Regions from separate parts of the Homo sapiens genome. Here region 2 is linked to region 1. The links are chromatin loops, found by intact Hi-C in ENCODE. Cell type or tissue: heart right ventricle. All regions are shown on one strand. Each heading gives the region's core, and the rest is flanking DNA. Links, peaks and the distances in the headings are about the cores only.

Evidence for each region. Peaks named below come from ENCODE experiments on the same cell type or tissue, not always from the same donor. Only the 100,000 strongest peaks of a DNase experiment are listed, where the experiment ranks them.
Region 2: it touches region 1 in a loop (4-fold over the local background); 6 of 110 quality-filtered maps call a loop at or near these places.

The regions. Positions count from the first base shown.
Region 1 is chr22:31,949,502-31,957,771 of GRCh38, reverse strand. It overlaps YWHAH (tyrosine 3-monooxygenase/tryptophan 5-monooxygenase activation protein eta), which reads right to left. Exons shown (of 2, transcript NM_003405.4): 2 at 169-1,633. The coding sequence ends at 980. It overlaps LOC124905158 (small nucleolar RNA U13), which reads right to left and starts at 4,368; the gene lies at 4,266-4,368. In heart right ventricle, for the core only: no CTCF peak of the experiment used is centred there; a DNase peak (open chromatin) is centred at 3,094; H3K27ac peaks cover 6,233 bases.
Region 2 is chr22:31,552,954-31,561,286 of GRCh38, reverse strand. It overlaps SFI1 (SFI1 centrin binding protein), which reads right to left. Exons shown (of 33, transcript NM_001007467.3): 7 at 4,228-4,345. It also overlaps the pseudogene RPS18P14. Among named protein-coding and RNA genes, the nearest start is that of SFI1, 61 kb to the right of the region's middle. In heart right ventricle, for the core only: a CTCF peak has its summit at 4,470 (motif pointing left); no DNase peak of the experiment used is centred there.

The sequences.
Region 1 (8,270 bases), core at 1-8,000:
TAAAATCTATGAATCCTATGTGTGTGCTGCAAAATATGTAATGTAATGAGAGGGGAGGAAAACTTGGATAATGTACTACAAATGCTTCCATGTTTGAGAGATTCAAACCACAATTTGTGACTGGTTAAACAGTTCCTCGAGGGGGGAAAAATCAAGACCAAACAGAGATAATATCCCCAAAGCAGCATTTATTTACCCATTGAATTCCAAAACATTTATTTTAGAAGTCTGGCATTTCATAATCACCCATCTTGATTGACATGGGCTGACACACATGGCGCTGTCAGGATACACAAGGACAATAGCCAAAGAGTTACAAAAAATAAATCCATGATTCTTAAACAATTGCAACCAAAAAAAAAAAAAAGTTACAAGTATCAAAACTTTCAGATGCATTGCATTGAAAAGAAGGTTTGTGCACGTCATAATTTAAAGAGGCAAAACCAAGGAGCTACTGAAACCTCACGTTAAACAGTTTATTATAAAGCTGATGGAAAGGAGCAAGTTGTCTCTCTGTATCAGCTTCCCTTAACAGTTTTCCATTAATTGAAGAAAGAGGTGGGAGGGGTGAATTCATTTTTGCATGCACAAGATGTACTGCTTAACGAAACACTATCAGCTTGTTTTAAATGGATCTTTTAAATATCAACTGTAGCCTGGTTGGCTAATTCTTTCTAATCTTCCCCATTACTTTCGCCTAGATTTCCCATAGATCAACAGGCATAGTAAAATGCCTCATCAGAACACACTTCTCCACACAATTCAAAAAGGGAGCTCCTGTGGGCTCAAAGCAACCATCAGTCCAGCAATGCCCATGATTTATCTGAAACTGCTTCCCAAGAGACAGGAGTGCAGATCTGAGTAGCTGTGCTGCCAATACAGATAGGTTTAGCACTAGATATTTAGTGATTGTGGCAAGGAAGAATCGGTGATGATGGGGGTGGTGGGTGAAGGAAGGGCCAGGGGACCTGAAGGATCTTCAGTTGCCTTCTCCTGCTTCTTCATCCTGCTGGTCGCTCGTCCAGAGGGTGAGGTTGTCTCGCAGCAACTGCATGATCAGCGTGGAGTCCTTATAGGAATCCTCGTTTAGTGTGTCCAGCTCAGCTATGGCATCATCGAAGGCTTGTTTGGCTAAGAGGCAGGCTTGCTCAGGTGCATTCTGGATCTCATAGTAGAACACGGAGAAGTTGAGGGCCAGGCCCAGCCGGATGGGATGCGTGGGTTGCATCTGCTCTTTGCTGATTTCAAAGGCTTCCTTGTAGGCAGCTTCAGAAGCTTCGACCACACTGTTTTTCTTCTCCCCAGAAGCGACCTCTGCTAAGTAGCGGTAGTAATCACCCTTCATTTTCAGGTAAAACACCTTGCTCTCATACTGGAAATCATTGCAGTTCTTGATCAGGAACTTGTCAAGCAGAGACAGGACATCATTGCAAACTGTCTCCAGCTCCTTCTCAATCTTCTCCCGGTAAGCTTTAACTTTCTCCAATTTCTTTTCGTTTCCATCAGCCATGGTTTTCTGCTCAATGCTGCTAATGACCCTCCAGGAAGATCGCCTGGCACCAACCACATTCTTGTAGGCCACAGAGAGGAGATTTCGATCTTCATTGGAGAGAGGTTCATTCAGCTCTGTCACCTGCAAAACCCCAAAAAGATAAACATTGAAAGCAAAATCTGAAAATCTTGGTAAGAAGCCTTCCCTTCAACATAATCAACAATCCTTCTCAAGAACGGAATTACGAACAGGTCAGTCACTCTGGAGAATAAAAACCACCCATGGATAAAACCAATATAGACATGAACCCTATGTGAAGAAAGACTATAGTCTAACAGAAGAGATAAATACTTGGCACCCAAAACAGAAAATCATAGGGGCTTGAGAAATTCATAATTCGGGTCTGATAAGATGTTGCTTTCACCTTGGTAGAGGAATGGGACTAAGGATAATTATGAAAAGGTTGTACAGCAGCAGTACATAATGGTGAAGAAGAAAACCTCGAGCTTCAGCCATTCTGCAAAAGATACTCTGAACAGGCCGGGCGCGATGGCTTATGCCTGTAATCCCAGCACTTCAGGAGGCCAAGGGCGGGCAGATCATGAGGTCAAGAGATCGAGACCATTCTGGCCAACATGGTGAAACCCCATCTCTACTAAAAATACAAAAATTAGCTGGGCGTGGTGGCACGCGCTTGTAGTCCCAGCTACTTGGGAGGCTGAGGCAAGAGAAACTCTTGAACCCGGAGGTTGCAGTGAGCCCAGATCGTGCCACTGCACTCCAGCCTAGCTAGCGACAGAGCAAGCCTCCGTCTCAAAAGAAAAAAAAAAAAAAAAAAAAGATACTCTGAACAGTAAGATCGTACGGTCCCTTTGTCAAATGTTCAAAGACAACAGACTGGAAGTGTTCCAGACTCTGCTTCCAGCTTTATACTCTGGAAAGAACCAACCACTCCTCAAATACACATTAACAGATGGTGGGGCTTCACAGATCAGATGGAACATCACACAGATCCAGTGGCCAGAGCTTCGCCCTGTGTGGCTACACATGGAACCCTAACTGATACTCCCAGCCCTCTCCCAAACCAAAATGAAGAACAATTCATAAGTGACATGAAAGTACCCCCAGCTCCTAGTGAAAGGAAGCACAGCTACTCAGCAGGAAGTTGTACTCTGACCTACCTCACAGGAAACTCTGGTCATCAAGGATGGAAGCATCAATTATTTTAAGTGGAAGAGTTAAATTTCACAAGCTTTAACTTCCCTTAGTTCTCCATGATGCCAACTACAAGTGAACTAGCTATGCAGTTAGTAGGAAGAGCATTATTAGACTTTGCAGTGGTTGAACTGTATCCCCCGCCAAAAGATACGCTGAAGTTCTGACCCTAGGTTCCTGTGAATGTGAGCTTATTTGGAAATAGGGTCTTTGCAGATGTAATTAGTTAAGATGAAGTCATACTGGACATTAGGGTGTGCCCTAAGTGCAATTACAGGTGTCCTTATAAGGATAGTGAGATTTTGACACACACACAGGAAGAATGCCATGTGACAGTGGAGGCAAAGACTGGAGTGACGCATCTACAAGCCAAGGAACACCAAGGGTTGCCAGAAGCCACCAGAAGCTGGGAGAGTGCCTAGGAAGGATTCTTCCCTAGAGCCTTCAGAGGGAGCGTGGCCTGCCTACACCTCACTTTCAAACTTCTAGCGTCCAGAACTATGAGAGAATACATTTATTATTTTAAACTATCCAGTTTGTCGTACTAGGTTCAGCACCCCCTAGGAAACTAACAGAGTTTCCTAACAAGAGTTCCTAACAGAGTTGCTAACAGAGTTGGTCTGGGCCCAAGCAAAGAAAATGACTTCCTAAATTGACCCAGGACATTTCACAAGCCCTTAAAAGATGGTGTGTCGTCTAAAGTAGAGGGATTCCTTAATATGACCTACTGGTAAAGGTCTTTAATTTTATTAAATCAGTCTCTGCTTATCCAAAAGGTCTTTAATTTCAATAATGAAAAAAAAGAAAGCAAAGCACTTAGGAAACCATAAAACACTAAACAAAAAAGGTATTACTTAAACCAATCTGTAAGGACAGAACCTCCAGAGGGAAAAGGCCAAGTTCATTGGGGAAAGTTATCAATAGCATATTCAAATAGACACACTTAAAATGGATTGAGAAGACTGAGCAGTGGAGTATCAGAAATCATGAACAATGATGGTTTATTTGGGGAATTAGTGGTTCAAGGACATAAGCAGCAAGTGTAATCATTATTACAGGTAAAAATCAGAAAACGTGCCAAGTTCTCACAAAGTAAAACAAGCAATTGTCTGAGTCCTCCCTACCCCCAAGCCCCAGACAAAATAAAAATACCAGCTCACTCTTAATTTCTCCATTTCCCTGTCCCCAGGACCCCTACTCTTCTGCTACAAACCCTTAACACAGGCAAAGTCTCTCCTTTGCCTACCCACTTCTTTCTTCAGTGTGGTCTTTGGCTAACAGCTATCCTGACCATTCCCCAGGGGTGCTGCCTCCACTCTGGTCAAGCCAGGGTTCTCATTATTCATCCTCACATATTCATTAGTAGTCTCCATACCTCTCACTGTGATCTGCCCCAGTCTACCATGAATCTACAATCCATGCTCCCCTTAAATCCAGCTGAACACCTATAACCCCACTAGTTTCCTCCTCCAGTAAGTGCCTTTAAACACTTACATACATTTTCTTACGGAAAATAGAGACTTTGTAAATATTTAATAACTTAGTCTTTTTTTGCCCACATCAGAGGGTCACATGTCTATGTTGTAACAAGGTTTGAGGGTGGCACATCTCACACCTGCATGTCAAAACCCAATCATCACACTTATGAACTACAAAAAGATGAGTAACTACTTAGTCTTTTAACGAACAACACTTCTGAATCAAAATTCCATCCCAAATATTCTGATAAATTTCAGAATGCTTGAATCCTCTAGAATGACTTGCGTTTCTAGAGCAATATTCAATAAAACAAAGCATAAGGCAACAACAGAATTTGGAGAGCTCCTTTCATCTTGTAGTAATTAAACTAAGGCCATTTGGCATTAAAATACAAATAATATCCATAAGGAGTCACAATATACTTCCTCCTGTGACTAACAAAGCTGCTTCTGTGAAACTGGCAAAGATACACCAAGGTAACTTCCCAGAGTATATCATTTAAAGTGAGTACAAATCTGAAATACATGTATGTATAATACAGAATGCTTGCATAACACAAAAGGCGGTATAATTATTAAACCCAAGACATCTGAAGTTTAGTCTGAGCTAGCTATGTGACCTTAAACAAATCACAACCTTTTTGGACATCCAAAGTAAAATAAGCAGGATTAGCCCAAATGATCTCCAAGGCCTCCTTCAGCTCCAATGTTCCATGATTTCGTTTTTCCTGTGCACCAATAAAAGGTGTGGCAGGGCTTCCTACTAACGTGAAGTTTGGGTGTATCTGTAAGCATATTCTTTCTCCATCAGGAATAAGCTGCCAAAAAAGGCTACTGGGCAGTATTTATGATGACACCTTCACAAGAAAAATCATTTACTGGGAGTATTAGTGTTTATGTAAAAATCATCTGGTTGCCTGCCAGTCTGAATGAATCACTATCAGCATTAGCTGAGGGTGACTAACATATCTCAGCAAGCAAATATTGTTCCTAATACCCCAGCCAGAGCCTAACTAGGAAATAACTGGATACATTTAAATACAGTATTTTTTAATACTCCTGGGTTATAATTCAGTTAACAAAAGGAAACATGAAATGAAGATGGCTTACTACTTGACCAGATAACTAAAGAAAACTGAGTTTTTCCCAGACTGGAAAATTATAGACCCATGTAAAATCAGACAGTCCATTAAAACAAAAAGATGGATAGCCAATCTTGATGGATGATACTTAGCACCAGTTCCCAACACTTCAAATACCAAAATACAGGAGCCAGGAGAACTAATGAAAAGTTCAGTCATAAACTGTACTGAGAGGCAAACACCGGGTGGCAACACAGAGTAATGGATGCTCTCCAGGCCCCGACCATGCTACCTAAGATCATCTGCAAAATCTAATGAAATCACATTTGCTGCATCTCCACAAATCAGGAACATGAAGCAACAACAAGACAGAATTTTACAGACAGGCCTAGACAATAGTTTTCAGCCTCTTTCCGCTCTAACACCAAGATTACAACAGTCATTTCTGCCACACGGCACCTTCCCTCAGTGTAGCCACACTAGGCACTGAGTCTTCACCGGGCCACAAACCAGGGGTTTCGCCACCCCTGCTCACAGCCTCTCTGCTTTCTAGGTGTCCTGCCTGCCTTCCCACCCTCTGTAATCCTACTTACACCCTTCCTGAAGGACAACCTTAAACTGATGGGCTCTTCCCATGCACAAAGGCCCTCCTCTCCATTTCTTTTAAGGATTGGACTTCCCTGTCAGCCAGTTTTACTCACGTCCTGACCAAACAGCCTTTGGCTACACCTAGTCCCCACCCCAGGGCACTCACTTCACACATTTTCTCTGCTCCAGGACTACCCCCAACATTACTAAATGTCAAAAATGACCTGGCCTGCTGATCATTCACTTATCTTCCTATGACACTATTCATTTACCCAAAAACCCCTAAGGGCCTCCACCCACTACTCACAAGGCAAAAAACTATGTGTGTGAGTAAAAATAGATCCACTGCCAAAAACAGTACAGGGACTATTTAGGAAAATTTAAAGTTCTCAATCTGGGAAACATCCAACATCAAAAGTAACACTGAGCAAACAAAAATGCCACCCCCGAGCTGCCAGGCCATAGCTGCCTAAGTTAGGGGTAATGCTACCTCACTCGAATATGCTGCCATCCTTCACAGCTCCACACATGCTATGGGCTCATCCTTTATAGCTACCCACACCTACATGCTATCAACCAGCTTGCTTTTGATATGAGTAAATGATTCTCATGATTAAGTAAACATAACCACATCATAAAACCTTTAAGCTTCTTTGGCAGAAGTGTGTGTGTACGTGTATGTGTGTGTGTCTGTGTGAGAAAAGTCAGTTTGAGGGTTTGAGGGGCCAGGTGTGATGGCTCACACCTGTAATCCCAGCACTTTGGGAGGCCAAGGCAGGCGGATCACTTGAGGCCAGGGAGTACGACACCAACCCAGTCAATATAGAGAAACCCCATCTCTACTAAAAATACAAAAATTAGCTGGGCATGGTGGCGTGCACCTGTAATCCCAGCTACTTGGGTGGGACATGACAATCGCTCGAACCCAGGAGGTGGAAGTTGCAGTGAGCCAGGACTGTGCCACTGCACTCCAGCTTGGGCGACAGAGCAAGACTCTGTCTCAAAAAAACAAAAAATGAGCTAGAGGGATGAAAGCTTGCTGAGCTCTTTCCCAAGTTAATGCTTAGGAAGTGAGGATCTTGCCTGGCCTGCCCCAAGCTGGAAAGATATCCACCAACAGACCAAGTCCTACAGGCCACTGGGCAAGAACATCACCAGCCAGGGTCAGGCTGAGCCCCTTATCCTCACCAGGATGAGGCTGCAATTCTGTAAGACCACAAATAGGCTAAACTTCAAGCTCAGAGCAGGCAAGTTCGGGTAAGTAACATCCACTCTAAGCTAAATTTTAGTCAAATAAAACAGCTACCCTTGTATAGCCAAGAGACTGTTTTTGCCTTGCTTTTGACATAACTGAACATTTTCATGGGGATTGGCAAGGATTAAATACAACACCATCTGAATGGCATTACTGCATGCTACTGTCCCTAGAGGCATCCGAATTGAAGGCTTCAGAAGCTGTGCCAGGTTCGGATCATTGGAAGTGCTAACACTCACCACCGCAGAAGGGAATGCCACTGCAGCCAGGAGTAGGGGCGGGAGGAGCACCAAAATGCTGGGACAGAAGACAAGCTGCCTCCACTTGGACACTAGGAGGAATTTTACCAGCAACCTAGAGACAGAAATTTTGGGGCCTGCATAAAAATATACTAAAGGGTGCAGGGAGAAAAATACATTAAAGGCAATATGGAGAAACAACTGGTGCCAAGAATATGAAATAATTTCTTAAAATACCCCAAATAAAATGTAACATAGTCCTGCACTTCTTAACTCAGGAGAAACTCAAATTCAATACTTTGTTAAGCAAAAAAAAAAAAAAAAAAAAAAAAAAAAAAAAAAAAAAGGCCTCCAAGCCTTCAGAACAAGCAAAATCCAGATATGTGAGTTTCCCTCTTATGTTTCTCTGTTGTAGCTAAAACCCATAAATGGCAGATTGTTCTTAATCGTATTTGGAAAAAAAAAATGACTTGCACCCAACAGATAAAATTATTTGTTTAGTAAGCCCACTTATGAAGAGTTCTTGGATTTCAGTCACCAGTGCTGACAATGGTTAATATACCAGAATGTATACTAGACATATTATCCCTTTGCCTCATGGGGCATTGTTACATAGTGGTTAAAATGAGAGCTCTAAATTTGAGTTTGAATCTTGAATTCACAACTTACTAGCTGTTTGACCATGAGAAAATCAACCTCTGAAAGTCTCATTTGTAAAGGGGAGTAACAGTACCTATCCTGAATTGTTAAACAAGAATGTACACATGGAAGGTGGCGGGCACCTGTAGTCCCAGCTACTTGGGAGGCTGACACAGGAGAATGGCGTGAACCCAGGAGGCGGAGCTTGCAGTGAACCAAGATCCTGCCACTGCACTCCAGCCTGGGTGACAGAGCATGACTCCCCCCCCCACCAAAAAAAAA
Region 2 (8,333 bases), core at 244-8,243, 400 kb after region 1:
TGAAACAGCAAATCAAAGATGGAATCCATCAGTAAAAAGCCACTCAGGAAAGAGAGGAGCAGTTAGTGTGGGGCCTCAGACCCTCAGCTCTAGTCCTCTCCTTCATAGTACCATCTCTAGATTCACTGCTGGGGAAAAAAATAAAACAAAACAATTGAGAAAAAGTCCCAGATCTGCCCATTAATGGTTGGAAACTTATGGTTCCTACGGTCAGATCCTGCTTTAGACACCACAGACATGCTCTGTTTGACCTACACAGTTTGATTTGTTAAAAGATATGTTATGGCCTGGTACGGTGGCTTACACCTGTAATCACAGCACTTTGGGAGGCCGAGGAGAGTGGATTACCTGAGGTCAGGAGTTAAAAGACTAGCCTGGCCAACACAGTGAAACCCTGTCTCTATTAAAAATACAAAAATAGCCAGGTGGTAGTGGCATGCTCCTGTAATCCCAGCTACTCGGGAGGCTGAGGCAGGAGAATAGCTTGAACCCAGGAAGCAGAGGTTGCAGTGAGCTGAGATCACGCCACTGCACTCTAGCCTGGGTGACAGAGTGAGACTCCATCTCGGGAAAAAAAAAAAAAAGGCCAGGCGTGGTGGCTCACGCCTGTAATCCTAGCACTTTGGGAGGCTGAGGCAGGTGGATTACTTGAGGTCAGGAGTTCAAAACCAGCTTGGCCATCATGGTGAAACCCCGTCTCTACTAAAAATACAAAAAATTAGCTGGACATGGTGGTGTGTGCCTGTAATCCCTGCTACTTGGGAGGCTGAGGCAGGAGAATCTCTTGAACCCAGGAGGCAGAGGTGGCTGTGAGCCAAGATCGTGCCACTATACTCCAGCCTGGGTGACAGAGTGAGACTCCACCTCAAAAAAAAAAAAAAAAAAAGAGTATTACCAACATTTGAAAATCAGGAGATTTCACAAAATAATCTGCAATCAAGTGGCTTTTAGATTTCTAGTCTTGTATGTATCCTTTTCTTTCCTAGAATCCTGGTCAGACTTTTGTTTCAGTCTTGTTTTTTTTTTCCTACTAATTTTCGAATTTGCTCTAGGAAAAGAGTCATGGGGAAATAAGAGTTTACAACCTGTGCTTTACAGAAACACTCACTTTTCCTGGTCACTCTAACCTACAAAGATTTCTCTTAGACCAGGCTCACTTGCAGCACTCACTGCAAAACCTCAAGCTATCTCACATTATCACTTATCTTCTTATGCATCCAGGGAATCACAAATTCCCTGAATACAGCCCCAGCATCAATACAGTACCAATAACATTTTACTTATTTATTACTTTATTTATATTTTTTAGGTATATAAACTACTTATTAACAGACAAGGCCTGCAGACTTATTTCTTCTTGGACCCGCCCATGGTACAGCCATGGTGGCCAGTGGTCTTGGTGTGCTGGCCTCGGACACGAAGGCCCCAGAAGTGGTGCGGTCCTCTATGGGCCTGAATCTTCTTCAGTCGCTCCACATCTGCACGGAGCTTCTTGTCCAGACCACTGGCTAGGACCTGGCTATATTTTCCATCCTTTACATCCTTCCGTCTGTTCAAGAACCAGTCTGGGATCTTGTACTGGCATGGATTCTGCATAATGGTCATCACACGTTCCATCTCATCCTCAGTGAGTTCTCCTGCCCACTTGGTGAGGTCAACGTCAGCTTTCCTCAACACTATGAGTGTACTGTCAACCCACATCCTTAATGGCAGTGATGGCAAAGCCTATTTTCTGCTGCCCGTTGATGTTGCTGTTGAGTATTCGCAAAATACGCTGGAACTTTTCAGGGATCACTAGAGACATAGCAGGAACACAACTGGCGGTGTGTAGGCCTCCCGCGGAAGCCATTTTTTTTATTTTTTCGAGACAGAGTCTCACTCTGTTGCCCAGGGTGCAGTGGAGTGGCACAATCTCGACTCACTGCAACGTCTGCCTTGTTTGTTCAAGCGGTTCTCATGCCTCAGCCTCCCGAGTAGCTGGGATTATAGGCGTGCACCATCAAACCAGGCTAACTTTTGTATTTTTTTAGTAGAGACAGTTTCACTATGTTGGCCAGGCTGGTCTTAAACTCCTGGCCTCAGGTAATTCACCAGCCTCAGCCTCCCAAAGTGCTGGGATTACAGGCATGAGTCCCTGTGCCTGGCCCAGTACCAAGAACATTTTAAACCCTCAATAAATAGGCTGGGCCCGGTGGCTCATGCCTATAATCTCAGCACTTTGGGAAGCCGAGGCGGGTGGATCATCTGAGGTCAGGAGTTCAAGACCAGCCTGGCCAATGTGGTGAAACCCCATCTCTACTAAAAATACAAAAAATTAGCTAGGTATGGTGTAATCCCAGTTACTTGGGAGGCTGAGGCAGGAGAATCACTTGAACCCAGGAAGCAGAGCTTGCAGTCAGCCAAGATTGTGCCATGGCACTCCAGCCTGGACGAAACAGTGAGACTCTGTCTCAAATAAATAAATAAATGTACGTTGAGTAAATGAATTAATTATATAAAAATATCACTCAGGCCAGGCGCGGTGGCTCATGCCTGGAATCCCAGCACTTGGAGAGGCTGAGGCCGGTGAATCATGAGGTCAGGAGTTCGAGACAAGGCTGGCCAACATGGTGAAACCCTGCCTCTAGTAAAAATACAAAAAATTAGCTGGGCATGGTGGCAGGCGCCTGTAATCCCAGCTACTCGAGAGGCCAAGGCAGAAGAATCGCTTGAACCTGGAAGGCTTGAACCCAGAAGGTTGCAGTGAGCCAAGATCACACCACTGCACTCCAGCCTGGGGAACAGTGTGAGACTCCATCTCATAAAAAAAAAAAAAAAATTCACTCAGACTCAAGTAAAACTGCATACTAATTAGGCATTTTGAAATACTTGCTAAATACATTTTAAGTAATGATTTTAATTATTTAAAAAAATTTTTTGTGTGTAGAGATAGGGTCTTGGCTTTGTTGCCCAGGCTGGTCTCAAACTCCCGGCCTCAAGCAAGCCTCCCATCTTAGCCTCCCAAAGTGTTGGGATTACAGGTTTGAACTACTGCACTCTGCCTATTTTATTTCTACTTAAATAACTTCTTTATGTCCACTGATTTTCTGGACACTGTTAAATACTTTACAGATATTACTTTATTTATTCCTGATGACAAACCTTTAAGTATGGTGTAACTATTTCACAGATGAGGAAAATAAGAGCTGAAGAGATGAAATGACCCAATAATACAGGTTGGAAGAGGGATTCAAACCCAAGTAAGTGCAGCTGCAAAGCCTCTCCTATTATCCATACTTTGTTCAATACCCAACTTTCAGGCAGGAAGTGAATTATTAATATATTACCATTCAGGACACCAGTGGACAACTACAGACAACATAGAGTGAAATCTGTCCCATGATAATGCAGCTCATTGTTACATATCTGGCTATAAAAGTGGACTAATTCATGTTCTTCCAGTATGTCTACAATGCTGATGGGCTGCAATGCAGAAGACCAGTTAAGAGCATGGGTGGGTGAGCCCTAGTTTTGCCAATTACAACCTGTATGTGCTAGGCAAGTTACTCAACCTCTCTGAGCCTTATTGTACATCTTAATCTGTACAATAATGGTACTTACAGTTTACGGTAAGGGTTAAATAAGATACTTTACATTACAAAATTAACACATGCACACACAAACTTAACACAGGGTTTAGAACACAGTAAGCACTCAATTCATGTTAATTATGATTATGTGAAAATCGATCTTATAAACAAGTTATCAGTAAATCTTTATTAGGCATCAACTATGTTCAAAATATTGTTTCAAGGTGGGAAGGGGGCATGGTGGCTCATGCCTATAATCCCAGCACTTTGGGAGGCTGAGGTGGGCAGATCGCTTGAGCCCACGAACTCAAGACCAGCCTGGGAAACATGATAAAACCTCGCCTCTACAAAAAAATGAAAAAAAAAAAAACATTAGCTGGGCATAGTGGCGCATGCCTGTAGTCCTAGCTACTTGGGAGGCTGAGGTGGAAGGACTGCTTGAACCTGGGAGGTGGAAGTTGCAGTAAGCTGAGATTGGGCCACTACACTCCAACCTGGGTGACAGAGTAAGACCCTATCTCGAAAAAAACAAAACACAAAAATAAAACCAAATACAAACCATTGTTTTAAGGTGAGGTTTTATGCTGTTTTCCAGCACCATAAAGCTGATGAGGTAAAATGATGGCTGGTACTTTGTAGGGCAGTTGAGCAGACTCACCGTAAGATAATCCGTTGCCTAAACTCCAGAGCTGTAGTCTGCATCTGAAGTTTGGTCCTACGAACAACCACGTAGATCAACCAGGACTTCCAGGCCTGTCGCATCTTTTGCTTTGCATCTAGATTCACCAAAGAGATTTTTCAAAAGGCATGGGGAGAGATGGATTACTCTGGGTTATGATAAAAGCTCAAGGGCTCTCCTTTGAATACCTAAATCCCTCCAGCCTACAAGTGACCCCTGCTGGAAAAGTTGTGAAGCACTAGAAAATTAATTAGAGTGCAAGAACACATGAAGGCTCTGTGCAAGTAACGACATTTACAAAGCATTTAAAGGAAAACCCATGTACTGAACTGCTCAAAAACCCTTTGCTTTAAAAGCGCTTATTTCTATAGATATACTCTGCAATTTTTAGACGAAATGATATGAATAAACAGGCAGCAAAGAAGTGGAGAGATGGATCTAACAAAAATGGCATGAGTGATAATCAAAGCTGGGTAATGGATACATGGAGGTTCATTATTCTATTAAATATCTTTCAGTCTGGGCACAGTGGCTCACGCCTGTAATCCCAGCACTTTGGAAGGCCGAGATGGGCAGATCACCTGAGGTCAGGAGTTCGAGACCAACCTGACCAACGTGGTGAAACCCCATCTCTACTAAAAGTACAAAAATTAGCCAGGTGTGGTGGCGTGCGCCTGTAGTCCCAGCTACTCAGGAGGCTGAGGCAGGAGAATTGCTAAACCTGGGAGGGAGAGGTTGCAGTGAGCTGAGATCACGCCATTGCACTCTAGCCTGGGCGACAGAGCAAGACTCCGTCTCAAAAAAAAAAAAAAGAAAAGAAAAAAAAATTTCAATTGTATAGATATTTAAAGTTTTCCATAATACAAAGCTAAAGAAGAAGAAATCATGATATAAAACTTGCTGTTTGACTCCAAGCTCACTCTTTTTAGTAAAGAAAAGATAATTTACTAGATATGGAAGATGCAATGGCCCACAGGTCTCCCTTTGTGGTAAATTGTATTTTCATTATGAAAGTCACCACTAATAAGTAAATTACCACTTATAAGCAAATTTCTCTTCTTTTTAGAAGACAAAGGAGAAAATAAAATTATATAAATCATTTTTAGGACAGCCTCCAAGATGTAGTCGACAGGACTATAACTATATATTTCACAGTTGTTGACAAGACAAATCAACATACGAAGGAGAATTTAACATGTATCTTCCTTGGTTTCACTGTGGACCTCAGGAATCAGCATACTTCAGGTAATCAGGACTAGTATAGTGCTGTGGTTTAGAGTTTGGGATCCTGAGTAAGACAAGCCAGACTTACTGGCCCTTTCATTTATTACACACCTAATCTCATACAAGTTCCTCATCTGTAAAATGGTGCCTCTCTCAGAGTTATGTTTGGAAAGTGTAAATGAGATGATTTAACTATGAAAAATATCTAAAATAAACACTAACTGCTCTTTCCAGAGTATGGAACACAGGAATCTCATTAACTGTCTCTGCCATGATTCTGATGCACGTGACAACTGAGAACCATGCTTCCTTAAGGCCTAAAAGTACTTGCAAACTTTTCATTTAACAGTCCAAGAGTGAATGGACACTCCCTGAGGTCTAGGGGAATGGCCTGAAATAACTTGTCTTATGTCAGAAATAACTCTTGCCTCTTGAGTAGCTGGGACTGCAGGCATGCACCACCACACCTGGCTAATTTTTGTATTTTTTTGTAGAGATGAGGTTTTGCCATGTTGCTTGGGCTGGTCTCGAACTCCTGGGCCCAAGCAATCTTCCCACCTCAGCCTCCCAAAGTGCTGGGATTATAGGCGTGAGCCACCGCCTATAAAAAAGTCATCCAAGTGACTTTTTCCTTCTATTCCATAATATCTAGCTAGATTCACTGTAACTATAAATAAGACAGCAGAATGTACATTCTTCAAGTAAATATAGAACATTTACAAGATAGAGCATATTTGGGGCCACAGAACAAACCTTAACAAAAATAAAGGAACTGAAATCATACTAAGTCTTGTTCTCTGACAATAATAGAATAAACTAGAAATCCTTAACAGAAAGATATTGGGAAACTCCCAAATATTAGAAAACTAAACACACTTCTAAATAATCTGTGGGGCAAAGATGAGGTCTCAGGGAAAATCAGAAAACAAGTTTTTACTGAATGAAAACAGAAATATAACTTATTAAAATTCGTGTAATATAGTTAGTGTTTAAGAGAACTTTATAGCAGTAAATGTCTCTACTAAAAATACAAAAAAAAAATTAGCCGGGCGTGGTGGCAGGTACCTTTACTCCCAGCTACTCAGTAGTCTGAGGCAAGATAATTGCTTGAACCCAGGAGGCAGAGGCTGCAGTGAGCCGAGATCACGCCACTCTGCACTCCATCCTGGGTGACAAAGTGAGGCTCCATCTGAAAAAAAAAAAAAAAGGCTGGGCGCAGTGGCTCAAGCCTGTAATCCCAGCACTTTGGGAGGCCGAGGTGGGCGGATCACGAGGTCAGGAGATCAAGACCATCCTGGCTAACACTGTGAAATCCCGTCTCTATTAAAAATACAAAAAATTAGCCGGGCGGGGTGGTGGGCACCTGTAGTCCCAGCTAATTGGGAGGCTGAGGTAGGAGAATGGCGTGAATCCGGGAGGTGGAGCTTGCGGTGAGCCGAGATCGTGCCACTGCACTCCAGCCTGGGCAATAGAGCGAGACTCCATCTCAAAATTTAAAAAAAAGAAAAAAGAAAAAGAAATAATAAATTAACTTAGCAAGGATGCAGGATATACAAGATCCATATGTAAAACTACAGAATGTTTAGGAGAAAACATAAGAGGAAATCTTTGTGACCCTGGGTTAAGGCAAAGTTCTTAGAGATGACATCTAAGATAGGATATGAAAAAATATAATCCAGCTGGGCACAGTGGCTCATGACTGTAATCCCAGGGCTTTGGGAAGCCGAAGTGGGAGAACTGCTTGAGGCCAGGAGTTTCAGACCAGCCTGGGCAACAAAGCAAGACCCCCATCTCTGTAAAATATAAAAAACTTAGCCAGGTATGGTGGGGCATTGTCTGTAGTCCCAGCTACTTGGGAGGCTGAGGTCAGAGCCTAGGAGTTCCAGGCTGCAATGGGTTATCCTCACACCACTGCACTCCAACCTGGGCAACAGTGGGACTCTCGCAAAAAAAAAAAAAAAAAAAAAAAAAAAAAACATAATCCATTAAAAAAAAATAGAATGGACTTCATCAAAATTAAAAACTTTTCCTCTGCAAAAGATACTGTTAAGAGAATGAAAAGACAAGTCACAGACTAGGAGAAAACATAGCAAATCATGCTTTGACAAAATGCTTATAACAGAATACATATTTTAAAAAACCAGCTGGGCTTGGTGGCTCACCCCTGTGGTCCCAGCACTTTGGGAGGCCGAGGCAGGTGGATCCCCTGAGGTCAGGAGTTCCAGATCACCCTGGCTAACATGGTGAAACCCTGTCTCTACTGAAAAAAAAAAAAAAAAAAAAAATACAAAAATTAGCTGGGCATGGTAGCGCACCATGTAGTCCCAGCTACTCGGGAGGCTAAGGTGGGAGAATCACTTAAACCCGGGAGGTCGAGGTTGCAGTGAGCCGAGATTGCGCCACTGCACTCCAGCCTGGGCAAGAGTGAGATTCCGTGTCAAAAAAAACCAAACCAACCAAACAAACAAAAAACTTTCAAATCTCAAAAAGAACACAAACAACCCAATTTAAAAGGACAAAAGATCATGAACAGATACTTCACCAAACAGATATAAATAGCAAATAAGCACAGGAAAAGATACTCAACATCACTAATTATCAGAGAAATGCAAACTAAAACCACAATGAGATATCATCTTACACTAGTCAGAACGACTGTTATTAAAAAGTTAGGCTGGGTGCAGTGGCTTATGCTTGTAATCCTAGCACTTTTGGAGGCTGAGGAAGGAGAATCACTGGAGCCCAGGGGTCCAAGACCAGCTTGGGCAACATAGCCAGACCCTGTCTCCATAACATATAAAAAGTTAGCCAGGTGTGGTAGCACATGCCTACGGTCCCAGCTACTCAGGAGTCTGAGGTGG